Linked DNA regions of Homo sapiens: regions 1 and 3 are each linked to region 2. A link is a contact called in ENCODE Hi-C or POLR2A ChIA-PET data. All regions are on one chromosome and are shown on one strand. The core of a region is the stretch at or near the end of the contact, and the rest is flanking DNA. Distances in the headings are between cores, read along the strand shown. Region 1 has its middle 12 kb from the start of IRF2BP2. Region 2 overlaps LOC107985365 (a long non-coding RNA gene). Region 3 holds the start of LINC03108 (long intergenic non-protein coding RNA 3108).

Evidence for each region. Hi-C counts contacts between places; a loop is a spot of excess contacts on that map. ChIA-PET counts read pairs that join two places held with the same protein, here RNA polymerase II (POLR2A). Pooled maps may share reads with other maps.
Region 1: a loop to region 2 is called in a pooled map, with 2.7 times the contacts of the local background. The contact joins two enhancer-like sites. A Hi-C loop is called at or near these places in 1 of 168 maps with a recorded cell type or tissue (HepG2) and 1 of 50 pooled maps. POLR2A ChIA-PET finds 5 or more read pairs at or near these places in 5 of 52 experiments (AG04450, Caco-2, K562 and 2 more).
Region 3: a pooled map shows a loop between it and region 2 (2.3-fold over the local background). The contact joins the promoter of LINC03108 here to the enhancer-like site in region 2. A Hi-C loop is called at or near these places in 3 of 168 maps with a recorded cell type or tissue (DLD1, endometrial microvascular endothelial cells and mucosa of descending colon) and 2 of 50 pooled maps. POLR2A ChIA-PET finds 5 or more read pairs at or near these places in 2 of 52 experiments (GM10248 and K562).

The regions. Positions count from the first base shown.
Region 1 is chr1:234,596,742-234,599,441 of GRCh38, reverse strand. No RefSeq gene overlaps it. Among named protein-coding and RNA genes, the nearest start is that of IRF2BP2, 12 kb to the left of the region's middle. RefSeq lists an enhancer at 1-91. Within about 2 kb of position 1,337, at least 33 of the 41 ENCODE cell types and tissues checked have a DNase peak (open chromatin) inside an H3K27ac peak, as active enhancers do.
Region 2 is chr1:234,822,562-234,825,261 of GRCh38, reverse strand. The region is part of intron 2 of LOC107985365 (a long non-coding RNA gene); the gene reads left to right. Among named protein-coding and RNA genes, the nearest start is that of LINC02961, 64 kb to the right of the region's middle. Within about 2 kb of position 1,406, at least 2 of the 41 ENCODE cell types and tissues checked have a DNase peak (open chromatin) inside an H3K27ac peak, as active enhancers do.
Region 3 is chr1:234,979,402-234,982,101 of GRCh38, reverse strand. LINC03108 (long intergenic non-protein coding RNA 3108) reads left to right here and starts at 1,326. Exons shown (of 2, transcript NR_186308.1): 1 at 1,326-1,446; 2 at 1,759-2,700. RefSeq lists an enhancer at 2,064-2,567.

The DNA.
Region 1 (2,700 bases), core at 88-2,587, 230 kb after region 2:
CTTTGATCATAGCATTGTTGTGCACCTGAGGTTCTACCCAATTAGTTAACTGCTAATTTTTATTAATTATTCCCTTTAATACTCTGCAGTATTTTCTCAAAAAATGAACAGCATGACCCCTGTCACTTTAAAAAACTGACATTAAACTATTTCTCCATCACCAGCCTTGGAGTTGGGGGGGCAGGGTGCTGGCTACCAGAAGTAGCAACTAGATTGTGGAATAAGTATTGTGTAATAGTTTTAGTGATTGTTTAAAAGTGAATGAACCGGTGAATGGATAGGAGGCTAGAAAAAAAAAAAAAAGCCTTGCTTCAGGCTTGTGAATTCCTAGACACAACCCTACCCAAAGACTTCCTTCACCAACATATTTTTCTTTCTAGATAATAGGCACAAAAACCATTTAGAAGTTTGAGATGGAAATCATGCAATGCACTCTGCTCTTTATATATGTTACTGAGGAATCTGGAAGCTTTTCCGGGTTGAAATGCAATTCCTAGGAAATTATTCTTGCTCTTTTCCTGTGGCTGTTTTTAACACAGCAGCAATGCAATTTCAGTGGCTCTGCTCCTTCACAAAGACCTTTGAGAGGGAACTATGCTGAGAGATGCAAATTCAAGGTTTTCTGAAAACACCTCAGAATTGTCCAGTTCTGCCCCCAGATAAAACCACTAGAATAAAGGTCAGGAAATCTCCAGATGTTCTTGGGACTTGCGCAGTCATCTCAGGTAATTCAATTAGCTTTTGTGTCTGTTTTGCAATTATTAAAAAAAAATATAGGCCAGGCACAGTGGCTCACGCCTGTAATCCCAGGACTTTGGGAGGCCGAGGCGGGTGGATCACCTGAGGTCAGGAGTTTGAGATCAGCCTGGCCAACATGGTGAAACCCTGTCTCTACTATATATACAAAAATTAGCTGGGCGCCGTGGTGCATGCCTGTAATCCCAGCTACTTGGGAGGCTGAGGCAGGAGAATCACTTGAACCTGGGAAGCGAAGGTTGCAATGAGCCGAGATCGCCACACTGCACTCCATCCTGGGCGACAAAGTGAGACTCTGTCTTAAAAAAAAAAAAAAAAAAAAAAAATATATATATATATATATATATATGATGTACTTGCCTCAGAGGGGGCTAAAATATCAAATTAGGTAATTTCTATGACAGATTTCTGGTTTTTCATTTATCAACCAGACATGAGAAGGTGCTGTCATACAGGGCATCATTAGGTGATTGGGCACAGTGAGTGCCTACCACCCAAAATAGAGACTTTCAGTTATTATATTAAACAGAATAATAGCAAATCGCTTTGAAACACTGGAGAGAAGGGGCTCCCCCTGCTGTCATCACAGAAAATGCATTGTCTCAGGCCAGTGTCTTGTAGCTAGAGTACTCACTGGGTTTCAATCACAGTACCAGAAGATTCTCGAAGTTATCATCACCTTGGAGGATGTATAGTTTCATTGGAACTAAAAATATCACAAAAAAAGAATATGCATATTTTTCTTGAAACACCCTATGCTCAGATTCATTTACTCAAGGCTCAGCCTGCCTATGAACCACCAAAATGGTCTACCTCACTCCATTTATGACTTTAAAAGCAAGGATGGTATATGTGTGGCTGGTAGCAGCTGGAGGTGAGTGGGTTGAAAATATGTTTGAACATATTTCATTTTTGTTAAGGTTTGTTTAAATAAGGAATCAATAAAAATGATGTATAATGGGAAATAAGAGCATCTTCATTGGATTTTGGCCTTGGTAAAAACGTTGTGTTTGTAAAAAAATCATTTAATTTTCTTGTAAATCATATTTCTTTACACAGGAGCCACTGGATTCATGAATAAGTCTTCAGAGGTCATGAAGAGTTGGGTTTGTCAGCCTCAAAATTTGTAGCACTGGAAAGAAATGATTCAAGGTCTCAGTAACAAATACTGGCTGAGCTGAGTCTCAAGGAATGACCAGACCAAGCCAGAGATCCTTCATCTAGGCCATGTTTGCTGAGGGGTTGAGGACATGGATGGAATTAGGTTGAAACTCTTCGTGAACAAGATGAATTGTAAGCAGTTAAGAAGGAAAAGATGCTGGATGTGGTGGTTCACACCTGTAACCTTAGCACTTTGGGAGGCCGAGGTGGGAGGATCACTTGAGACCAGCCTGGGCAACATAGTGAGACACCATGTCTACAAACACTTTAAAATAAATAACAATATTTATTGTTAAATAAACAAATATGAAAGGAAAAGAGATGGCATGTGCAAGAGTTGAGAGATTGGAGAGGAAAAATTACATGAAGGAACCAACATCTGGCCATAGCCATTCATTCATTCACTTATTTGTTCATTGGTTCACTTGCTCTTTCACTCCCCACATATATCTCATGATAAATAACATGGCCTCTGGGGTCAGACGGCTTACTCTTAACTTCCAGCTCCACCTCTTTCTAACCTTAAATATAAAGGTATTAAGAAACAGTATCTTCAGTTTGCTTCCAGAGACCACTTTCTTCATTCTGCAACCTCACTGGCTGTTCTTTCACTGATTCCTCATCGTCTCACTTGTTGGAGTGCCCCTAAGCTTAGTCCTCAGATGGTTTTTTTTTTTCCTCTCTCTCTGTCTACACTTACTCCCTGCAATCTCATCCAGAAATATGGTTTTAAAATAACATTATATGCTTACTCTCAGATTTATTTCTCTAGCCTAGACCTCC
Region 2 (2,700 bases), core at 157-2,656:
GCGATTTTCCTGCCACAGCCTCCCAAGTAGCTGGGATTACATGCATGCGCCACCATACCTGGCTAATTTTGTATTTTTAGTAGAGACAGGGTGTCACCATGTTGACCAGGCTGGTCTTGAACTCCTGACCTCAGGTCATCCACCCACCTCAGCCTCCCGAAGTGCTGGGATTACAGGTGTGAGCCACCATGACCGGCCCAGGAAGTTTTACAGATCGCTGGTAGAGGGAAAATTGGCCGGAACCCAGTCACATGGCTATGCTCAACTGCAAATAGCCTGGGAAATAGAGCCCAGCTTGCCCAGGAGGAAAGGGAAGCGGGTTTGATGAGTAGCTAGCCAGAGTTCCCTTGGAGCTAGGGGGGTCTGTGGCCATGCCCTAGAAGGAGTGATTGAGTCCCGCAGAATCCACAGTGGGTAGTTCTTGTGTCAGTGACATGTAATCTTGTCACTCTTGAGTTGTTCCCATATTAGACAATTAAAATACATTCAATGGGACGGTTTTCAAATTTTGAATAGTAAGCACACATACACTCACACACACACACACACAAAATCTAAGAACAATAAATACTTTAAAATTCTTCGGTGGGCGGATCACGAGGTCAGGAGATCGAGACCATCCTGGCTAACACAGTGAAAGCCCGTCTCTACTAAAAATACAAAAAAATTAGCTGGGCTTGGTGGCGGGTGCCTGTAGTCCCAGCTACCCAAGAGGCTGAGGCAGGAGAATGGCATGAACCCGAGAGGCGGAGCTTGCAGTGAGCCGAGATCGCGCCACTGCACTCCAGCCTGGGTGACAGAGCAAGACTCCATCTCAAAAAAAAAAAAAAAAAAAAAATTCTTCTTCCTCATTTGAACACTCTATAGTAATATTTTTGGAGTTCTGGAATTCTCTCCATTATTTAACAATCTCTTATAACTTTTATGGAGCTCTTTACAGTTAAGATCTTAGAATGCCTGTCCAGCTCACCTCATGGTTTTGTTTTTTTTAGCTGTTTGTCTTCCAAACTGTTTTCTTCAACTCTAAGGGAAGCCTGTCAGAATCTGTCCTGGTCTTCTCCGTATTCTGAAATGAAGACTGGAGGGATAAATAGAAGTTTCTGGCTTCTTTGGAAAAATGTTAATCTGGTTCTTTAATTTTGGAAGCAGGTGTCCGTGGTAAGGAAAGTGTGTGCTCTGAGGCCACCTCTGGTATGTGTGTGTGTGTTTGGGGCTGGAGGGTGTGGGGTGTCACCTGGCCAGAGCATTGAACCTCTTATTGTCTCCATTTACACAATGAGGATAATAACAGCAACCTCACAGATGGTAGTGAGGTGTAGGGGAAGCAGTGCCTGATGTATGGTAGGCATCAAAACTGGTAAGTGTTGTTATTCCTATTGTTAATGCCAGAGTCAAGGGGCTCAGACATGGCTCGGGATGTGTGGGTAGAATTTATACGTAGGGATAAGAATCTGTACATATAAATGCAGAACAAAGGTGTGGTCGGGGGTGCTCTCCCGCTGGCCCGCTCCCTGAAGGGCTTCTATTGGGGGTGTCTCCGAGAGTCCTCCCTTGTAACAAACCCTGTATGCCCTCCAGCCCTCGCTGCACAGTGACTCAGTTTCCTCTGTGATAAAAGGGGATTCGACTACAGTTCTAAACTTGCCTGTAAAACACATTGAGAGCTTTGAAATAAAGGTGGTATTTAGTGTGAGTTCAAAGCGTTATGTAATTATTTTATTGCCCCTTTTATTCCTGAGTTTTTTTTCTGTTTGCTCTGCTTACAAACCCAAGCTACAGCCATAAAACCACTTTTATGCCAGCGCCTTTCACACACATTGTGTACCAACCGCACATCGCCATCAAGGTGCAAAGTGCTCAGGAGGATGAGCATGGAGAAGCAGAACAGGAGCGCCAGCAATTTCCGCCTAATTGAGGCCATTACTGTGCACTGTCACTGAAACTGGGTCATGGTTGATGGTTTTTTTTTTTTTAGCTATCCAAATGACCAGCTTCTGTCTCGTGAATTGGATTAGCTTGCTCATGGGGGACCTGTTAGTAAGGATGGCCCCCAACATCAAATCAATTCTGTTTCTCAAGCCATCATTCTTTCTTGCAGGTTCAGAGCCTATGTCCTGCCACCATTCTTTCCAGAGTCCCATTACCTGAAACCATAGGATTTTTTTTTTGTTTTTGTTTTTGTTTTTGAGATGGAGTCTGTCTCTGTAGCCCAGGCTGGAGTGCAGTGGCATGATCTAGGCTCACTGCAACCTCTGCCCCCCAAGTTCAAGCAATTCTCTTGCCTCAGCCTCCCGAGTAGCTGGGACTACAGGTGCAAGCCACCACACTCAGCTAATTTTTGTATTTTTAGTAGAGACAGGGTTTCACCATGTTGACCAGGCTGGTCTCGAACTCTTGACCTCGACCTCCCAAAGTGCTGGGATTACGGGTGTGAGCCACCGTGCCTGGCCTTGAAACCATATGATTAAAGAAGCTTTGAGTTGGAAAAGACCCTAGGGGTCTGCTGATGTCACCGCCCACCCAGGTGGAAGTCCCTTTTACAGCATCCCACGTGGACAGTGGCACAGCCTTTGCAGCAAACACAGGGTCCACCCTCACTATGTGGAGAGGCCTCCCATCCTATCATTGGGTGGATGTGGTTGCAAAATGCTTTTCCTTACGCCAACAGAAACGTGACTAAACTCAGGTGAGTCCCAGAGA
Region 3 (2,700 bases), core at 77-2,576, 160 kb before region 2:
ACTTCATATGAGGATATCATTACTACATGAGGAACTAAGGCTGGCATGAAGGCAGACATATGTTATTCAGAGAGCCATGGTGCCAGGTGCCTAGCACAGAACAGTTTGATAACCATTTGAGGGTAATAATATTTTGTTGATTGATTGATTTATGGACTCACCGGTGACTACTTTCAGGAACTGGTTGAATGGCATCTAGAAGCCTGCATGGCTCTGGTCATAAAGGATGACAGGATGACATTTGCCTATAACTGCAAGGCCACTTGCAGGCAGAATGCACGTCCCATGTCTTGTTGATGTCTGTGCAAGATCCACCTGATCTAATCTACCTGACCTCCCTGGCTCAAGGGATCTTCTTGCTTCGGCCCCACAAGTAAATGGGACTAAAGGCATGTACCACCAAGCCTGGGTAATTTTTGTATTTTTAGTAGAGACGGGGTTTCACCATGTTGCCCAGGCTGGTCTCGAACTCCTGGACTCAAGCGATCTGCCTGCCTCGGCCTCCGTAAGTGCTGGGATTACAGGCGTGAGCCATGGCGCCTGGCCTCCCTTGGTCTCGAATGGGTCTCCCCATTTCTTTCCTTTCTGGGATAGGAAGATGACAGCTTCACTTCAGCCAATGTCACCAAGAATTTCTCTCCCTTCCGAGATTGGAAGGTGACAGCTTCATTTCAGCCAATGCAACCAAGAGAGGCTTCGGGAAAGTCAGAAGATGGCTAACGCTGCCTGTGACCTAGTGCAAGGGGGAACTGGAAGCCCCCAGGGACGATGGTGGAGAAACTGAGAACATGGGGTGGCAACTCTGCCCTGCCAGCCTCCGTGGTGGACTCTTGCCACGACGAACAGCCAGGGTGGGAGAGGCCCACTGCAGGGAGCTACTCCTTCCAGGCCTGGTGCGCAGTGGTTTCCTGCCTTGCTAAATGGCCGTTGCTCGGTGGTGATGATTCATGGCATTTGGAAAGTGTGGCTGTGTTCTGAACAGGGAAGTGAAAAATAACACAGCCAAGGTCAGTGCAGGACAGGATAGGGGCTGTTACAAAATGTGCAGTTTTACTCTGAAAAATGCAGGGGGTGGGGAGCCACAGTAAACTCGGTCCTGGTGGTTCACACCGCGTGCGTGGCGCCCTGCTTGCTCTCCTTTACAGCATCAACTTTTCCGAGTGTCAGTCACTAATTTGTCCCTTGGAAGCGGCTGCTGGTCTTGGCTGAGCGGCTGTGGGTAGGAGGAAGTGGATGCGTGATTCAGTGAGTGTCTGCTTCCTCTCTGACTCAGGATTGGATCTGTTTCTGAGGGTGGTGCCAGGGGGCACAGTGTGGCTTTAGCTAGATTCTTTGAACTTGGAGTCAAACCTGAGGCTCTGACCCCTTGTAGCCGCTGGCCCTCCCTTGACCCCTTTGGATGAGTGAGGGGGCTCAGCTGGACCCTATGACCTTGCTTCACATTGGGTAAGCCTTCTGACCTGAGGCCTTCCTGTGGTTTCAGCTGAGAGAGGCTAGTGACATAGAGAGCCGAGGCAAATCCTGGATCTGTGCCTGCCTCAAGAGCTCCCTCCTTTGTGGGAGTTGCATTTGGGGGAGCAGCATAGTTCTCAGGGGCTCCACCTAGGCAGGCGCTAGACTGATGGAGGAGGCAGTTGAAGGAGGAGGTAGTTTTCTTGTGGTCCCTTTGTCTATTTAGCCAATGATACGATAGGAGAGGGTCAGGTGGGGAGCTGAGACATTCCGAAGTGAAAAGTCAGGATTGGCTTTTTCTTCTAGAGCATGGAGTTTTCCAAGGATCTGTCACTAGTGTGCCGTCTGAACAGACATCGCTGCTGACACCTAAAACCTCTTCTAAGAAACACTCCAATTATTCAGATAATTGCTTGTGCCTAAGACTGTATAACCTAAGAGTCGGGTGCAGGCTTGATAAAGAATTGGAAGCCCTCTGCAAAACTGCTACAGGTGTTCTGTGTTCCGACGCCCTCCATCACCTTGGACAGGGGTTCTTCTTCCGGCCCAGTCTCTCCCATTTCCTCTTTTCTCCCTCCATCTCCTCCCATTTGCTTGGCCAGAGCAGAGGCTCGGCTGGTCTAGTTCAGGTAGGATGGCCAGCATCCAGTCACTGCCATATTCAACAAGGACTTGAGAGCTTCTAGAGAGAGAAATGCAAGTCAAACCAGCCTGGGCTTTTAAAAGGGGGCTTTGTGTGACCCTGGACACCTGCAACTGGGAGCCAACACTGCCACGTGCTCTCTCTTTTCTCACGCCTCAACTTCCTCTGAATACTGATCTAAATCTCTTTGCTAAGCTTCCTCTCTATGGCAGGTAATGTGCACGATGGCAGCTTTTGCTTATTGTACCTCATGACTTCACTGCCAGAAAGGGACAGAGAGGGGCCTTCACGGCCTTCACTGGGGCCAGGTGACCATCATTGGCTCAAACACTGCGGCTTGGGAAGAGCTGAACTGATGCCTGCTCACATCTGGACTCTGATTTGTGCTAGGGAGGGGGTACTTTCCAGAAGAAGGGGCCCCTGTCCTGGAAGACATACAATGGAGCCCACCACCGTGGTGCTGAGAGCTATTCCCAAGTCCTAGGGCGCAGTGGGCCCTCCTCCTTCGCCTCTGCTTCCCCTGCCTGGCAGTGAGGGGCATGGCCTGGGGGAGGGGTGACATCTGTCCACAGAGCCCATTGTTTTTTGGCTTGAAAATCCATAGG